2 separate regions of the Homo sapiens genome follow, and region 1 is linked to region 2. Evidence: chromatin loops called from intact Hi-C (ENCODE). Cell type or tissue: heart left ventricle. All regions are shown on one strand. Each heading gives the region's core, and the rest is flanking DNA. Links, peaks and the distances in the headings are about the cores only. Region 1 has its middle 67 kb from the start of PLPP6. Region 2 overlaps SPATA6L (spermatogenesis associated 6 like).

Evidence for each region. A loop is a pair of places that touch in the nucleus more often than their neighbours do. Peaks named below come from ENCODE experiments on the same cell type or tissue, not always from the same donor. Only the 100,000 strongest peaks of a DNase experiment are listed, where the experiment ranks them.
Region 1: it touches region 2 in a loop (2.0-fold over the local background); 13 of 110 quality-filtered maps call a loop at or near these places.

What each region holds. Positions count from the first base shown.
Region 1 is chr9:4,593,648-4,596,564 of GRCh38, reverse strand. It overlaps a transcript of SPATA6L not described here. Among named protein-coding and RNA genes, the nearest start is that of PLPP6, 67 kb to the left of the region's middle. In heart left ventricle, for the core only: no CTCF peak of the experiment used is centred there; no DNase peak of the experiment used is centred there.
Region 2 is chr9:4,652,961-4,655,877 of GRCh38, reverse strand. The region is part of intron 3 of SPATA6L (spermatogenesis associated 6 like); the gene reads left to right. Among named protein-coding and RNA genes, the nearest start is that of PLPP6, 7.9 kb to the left of the region's middle. In heart left ventricle, for the core only: no CTCF peak of the experiment used is centred there; a DNase peak (open chromatin) is centred at 1,147.

The sequences.
Region 1 (2,917 bases), core at 152-2,651, 59 kb after region 2:
CCCCAAATAAACTTTCCTGTTCCTTTTTCTCCAGGAACGGACACTCACTGAAATTGGAATTTTGAACTGAGATAAACATCATACTTGTTTTATTGGGATGACTTCCAGGAACAGACCGTAGGCAGTGGCAGTAGGTGTTATTGCTGGAAGCGTTGCATTCATGGTGGGAACTCTTCATTATGAAAGCTCATTTGTTGTTGCTTAAGGGATAGGATGACGTCCTTTGTTCACTGGGTCTCCTCCCAGCCCTGCAGTTAACAAAATTGATCCCACAGCCTCGCATGGACCCACTCAACTTGTATTTGTTAAACTCCTTCTGTGTGCTCAGTATTGCGCAGGACCCTGTGGGGTCGGGAGGGGTCACACTAAGGGGTGTAAAATTCAACCCGTGCCCTCTTGAAGTTTCCATACTTACTGGGGCAATGAGACCTTAAACGAGATATTTCAAGTGTGATTCCCAAAAGGTGTTGCAAACTCGGATGTCTTTAGGACCAGGCAGGATTTGTGACTGTCAGAAGCAGTTGAGTTTGAAATAATGGTGAGTGATGGGAGCTGGAGTGAAGTGGAGCATGTAACACCCCATCCTCCCACAAGGTGTTCATCTTCAAATTCAAATCTAAACCAGCCAAAGGCTCTGTGGCCCACATAAAGCTGGTCTGAAGCTGGGTCTTGCCCAAAGCCACCAGTTTTGACTCCTGTTTAGTAGTATAAAATAATGGTATTGATTTACAGTGAGGTTTGTGGAACTCAATTTCATTACTTTATAATCGTCTCATATTGATTAACTTAATAATATAAGGCAGTATCTGATTATGTACCAAGATACTGTTGCTTCTGTATGTTTCAGGAGGTTAGAAACAGTGGGGTATTGGTGTTGGAGGCCCAGAACTTATTTTCAGCATTTAAAAAATAGGCAGACCAGGTAGAGAAGAGATTTGGGAGAGTGAGGCAACTGGGGAGAGTATAATGAAGCATATGTATATAGAGAAGAGGAAATGTCCTTTGGGGTATCTTCTGAAGTGTCCTAAATATTCAGGCGAGTATTTTCAACTTGTGCTGTAGACAATAAGAAGCCGTTAGAGTTTTGGAGCCAGAAAGCAAAGTATTAATCTGATGATCTTGTGCAGGATGGTTTGGGAGTAGGTAGAGGCTGGCGGTGGGGAGACTCTGACAAAGCCTTTGAAGAAGTCTGAAAATTAGGGCAATAGAACCTCAACTGAGTAGGAGAGTCACAGGAAAGAGAAGGGCTGATTAGACATCAGGGCTGGGAAGACATCATGAGACAACTTATTTTAGGGGTGCTTAAAAACCTGTGGGTGTATGGGGGAGGTACCTGGCCCTTTTAAGGAAGAAGTGGTTAAGTCCGGTGGCCTGGGCTTGTTACAAAGTGAAGGTGAACTACTTAGTCAGCAGAATGAGGTATTGATGGAGAGAATAATTGCCCTGCAGAAATAAGGACACAGTGTCCTTCATTTTGTGGATTCATATTCTTCATGATGTGTGAGGCAAGATGAACTCAACGACTAAGAGAACAAAATAGGAGCTCAAATGAAATCCTTTAGGGACTTTTCTTTTTGTGGTCTCTTTTTGGCCAGGGAGATAGAATAGGGAACACTTAGAATTACTAGGGGTCAAGGTGGGTGTTGAGAAGAATGGAGGCCTTGTCTGGGATTTTGTTTAGTATTTTTTTAATCCCTCTGAATCTTGTTCTTATCGTGAAGGCCTTATGGTTGTAAATAGAATTTAGAGGATTATCAAAATACAAGTTGTTTATTCAAGAATTACGTGGGAAGAGAAAATGCAGGAGTACACCATGTCCAGTGATTCATGTCTGGACAGAGGCTAAGTCTTGGGTCACTCGCTTCACAAAGAGGCATCACTGTTCACTCAGGGGCTCCCACCTGAATCCCAGAGCAGACGGATTCAAATAAATGCACCAACCTCTATAGACCTGCCTTGCAACCTCAAACCTCTTGGGGTCAAAAGCAAGAAGAAATGTTTATGATCCTAGATTGTAGGGGAAATAATGGTGATTTTTAAAAACACAATTCCCCGCTGGGCGCGGTGGCTCACACCTGTAATCCCAGCACTTTGGGAGGCTGAGGCAGGCAGATCATGAGTTCAGGAGATCAAGACCATCCTGGCTAACACGGTGAAACCCCGTCTCTACTAAAAAATACAAAAAAAGTTAGCCAGGCATGCTGGCGGGCGCCTGTAGTCCCAGCTAGTCTGGAGGCTGAGGCAGGAGAATGGCATGAACCCGGGAGGCAGAGCTTGCAGTGAGCTGAGTTCGCGCCACTGCACTCCAGCCTGGGTGACAGAGCGAGACTCCGAAAAACAAAAAACAAAAAACAAAAACCCACAATTCCCAATCTGGGAAAGAGAGACTACAGAAAAGATTGATGAGATTGATTTTGGATAAGTTCAGTTTAAAAAGATGGTGGAAAAGCCAACAGAAAGTGGTCAGTAGAAGTTGGAGGTGGGGATCTGAGGTTTGGCTTGGAGATCAGGGCAGGAGAAACCAAGGGCAGCTGTAGACTTTGTGGATACACATTTTTGTTAATCATCTGCATAGAGATGGTAGTGGAATCCATAATATTGGAGGAGTATCTGGTGGAGAGAGGAAGACCAGAAGGATGTGAGCTTGTTCATTTATTCCACAAATATTTGAGGGGACCCTGTGTGTGTGGCACAGGGAGAGATGAGACCCACAGTAAGGGAGCAGCAGGAGGAGGTTACAAAGGTTGTGGAAGAGTGGTGGAAAACGGTCAGGCGGGGCAGAATCTGGTAATGTCTTGGAAGCCAAGGAAAAATAACTTAGTGGAATATAAAGCTAATCAACAGTGACATATGTTGCAGAAGAGTAAAAATTGATGACTGAGAAAATGCCTTTTGGATTTCATGAGCAGGGCACTGA
Region 2 (2,917 bases), core at 101-2,600:
TACCCTTTTCTATATATAGATGGGCTTGGCTGGGCACGGTGGCTCACATCTGTAATCCCAGCACTTTGGGAGGCCGAGGCGGGTGAATCCCTTGAGGTCAGGAGTTTGAGACCAGCCTGGTCAGCATGGTGAAACCCCATCTCTACTAAAAATACAACAAAATTAGCCGGATGTGGTGGCACATGCCTGTAGTCCCAGCTACCTGGGAGGCTGAGGCAGGAGAATCGCTTAAACCTGGGAGGCGGAGGTTACAGTGAGCCGAAATCGTGCCATTGCACTCCAGACTGGGTGGCAGAGCAAGACTCCATCTCAAAAAAAAAAACAACAAAAAAACAAAAAAACTAAATATAGATGGGCTTTGATGGATAGTATGATTCTGTTTGGTTGTTTATTTATAAAAATTGTTTTTATGTGTTTCATTAAATTAGAATATTTTTATCACCACAAAAAGCGGCCCTATGCCCATTAGCAATCACTCCCTATTCCCCACCAGCCCTCCTAGCTATAGGTAACCACTAATCTTTCCGTCTGTATAGATTTGCTTATTCTGGATATTTCATATGAATGAGATTATACAACATGTGCTCCTTTGTGATTGAATTCTTAGTGTAATGTTTTCAAGATTCATCCATATTATAGCATGTGCCAGAACTTAATTTTTTGTATGGCCAAATAGTATTCTGTTGGATGAATATATCACATTTTGTTTTTCTAGTCATCAATTGATGGACATTTGGGTTGTTTCCACTTTTAGGCTATGATGAATAATGATGCTGTGAATATTTGTGTATAAGTTTTTGTGTGAACATATGTTTTAATGCCTCTTGGGTATACCTAGGAGTGAAATTGCTGGGTCATATTGATACAGGAGTGCTGGGAAGAGAAGAGAGTGGTACCTTTAAATGATATGGACCAGGGAAGGGAAGTGCTCGGTACAGGAAGGGTGTGGTCCCTGGCTAGGGCTCCATCCCCACAGACCTAGGTGAGGACAGGCACTCCTGCTTTCCCGCCCAAATGTTGCATTTCCCAAGACCATCCTGGCCCACCATGCCCCCATCCTGTGCCTGTAACAGACGGAGACCCTAGCAAGGCAGAGACAGAAGCGGCTGGACATCGAGAGGAGTACATTGGCACTGGCAGAACGACACGGAGTTTGGCCGGGGCAGTTGGAAGAGAGCCGGGGCTGCCGAGTGGCCCAACTCCAGGGGAAAACCATCTCCCTGCTGGCTCCCCCATCTGCTGAAAGCTACCCCCACTCAATAAAACCTCACACTCATTCTCCAAGCCCATGTGTGATCCTATTCTTCCAGTACACCAAGGCAAGAAACCCGGGGGTACAGAAAGCCCTCTGTCCTTGCGACATGGTAGAGGGTCTAATTGAGCTAACACAAGCCACCTATAGACGGCAAACTGTAAAACACACCCACTGGGGCTTCACAAGCTGTAAACATTCACCCCTAGATAGTGCTATGGGGTCGGAACCCCACAGCCTGCCCCCGTCTGTCTGCTCCTCTAGAGGTTTGAGCAGCGGAGCACTGAAGAAGCGAGCCACACCCCCATCGCACGTCCTGAGAGGGGGACAAAGGAGCTTTTCCCATTTCAATGTGGTAACTGTATGTTTAACCTTTTAAAGAAGTTTCACATTATTTACCAAAGCAGCTGAATCATTTTACATCCCACCAGCAATGTATGAGGGTTCCATTTTCCCACATCCTGGCCGACACTTGTTATTGTCTGTCATTTTGATTGGTAGTCATCTTTGTGGGTGTGAAGTGGTATCTCGTCATTGTTTTGATTTGCATTTCCCTGATGGCTAATGATATTGAACACATTTTCATGAGATATTTGGCCATTTGTGTATTTTCTTTGGGGGAAATGTCTATTCAGATCCTTTGCCTACTTTTTAATGGGGTCATTTGTCTTTATTTTTTGGTTTATTTTGAGACAGGGTCTCGCTCTGTCACCTAGCCTGGAGTGCAGTGGCACGATCATAGCTTACTGAAGCCTCAACTTTCTGGGCTCAAGTGATCTTCCCACCTCAGCCTCTGAAGTAGCTGGGACTATAGGCGCACAGCACCATGCCTAGCTATTTTTTGTTTTTGTTTTTGTTTTGTAGAGACAGGATGCCACTATGTTGCCCAGCTGGTCTTGAACTCCTGGTCTTAAGTGATCCTCTCTCCTGGGCTTCCCAAAGTGTTGGGGTTACAGACATGAGCCGCTGTGCCTGGCCTGTAAATGTTCTTTATATATCCTAGATACAAGACCTTTGTTAGATAGATGATTTGCAAATATTTTCTCCCATTCTAGAATTGTCTTTCACTTTCTTGATGGTATTTTTTTGAAATGCAAAAGTTTTTAATTTTGATGAATTTCAGTTTATCTATTTTTCCTTTGTTGCTTGTGCTTTTGGTGTCATATCTAAGAAACCATTGCCTAACTCAAGGTCATGAAGACTTACATCTATGTTTTCTTCTAATGGTTTTATAGTTTTGGCTCTTACATCTAGATGATTTATACTGTGTTGATTTTTGTAGACAGTGTGATGTTGGGGACCAACTTCATTCTTTTGCATATGGATATCCATTTGTTTTAGCACCATTTGATAAAAGACCATTCTTTCCCTCATTGAATTGTCTTGGTACCCTTGTTGAAATTCAGCTTACAGTAATGTGAGGGTTTACTTTTAGGGTCTCAGTTCTATTCTATTGATTCATATGTCTATTGTTATGCCAACACACAATCCTGTTACCGTAGCTTTGTAATAAATTTCAAAACCAGGAAGTGTAAATCTTCCAGCTTAGTTTTTCTTTTTCAAGACTACTATTTTGGTTCACTTGAGTTTCCATAAGAATTTTTCAATCATCTTGTCAATGTCTGCAAAGAAGCCAGCTAGGATATTGACAGGGATTCCATTGAC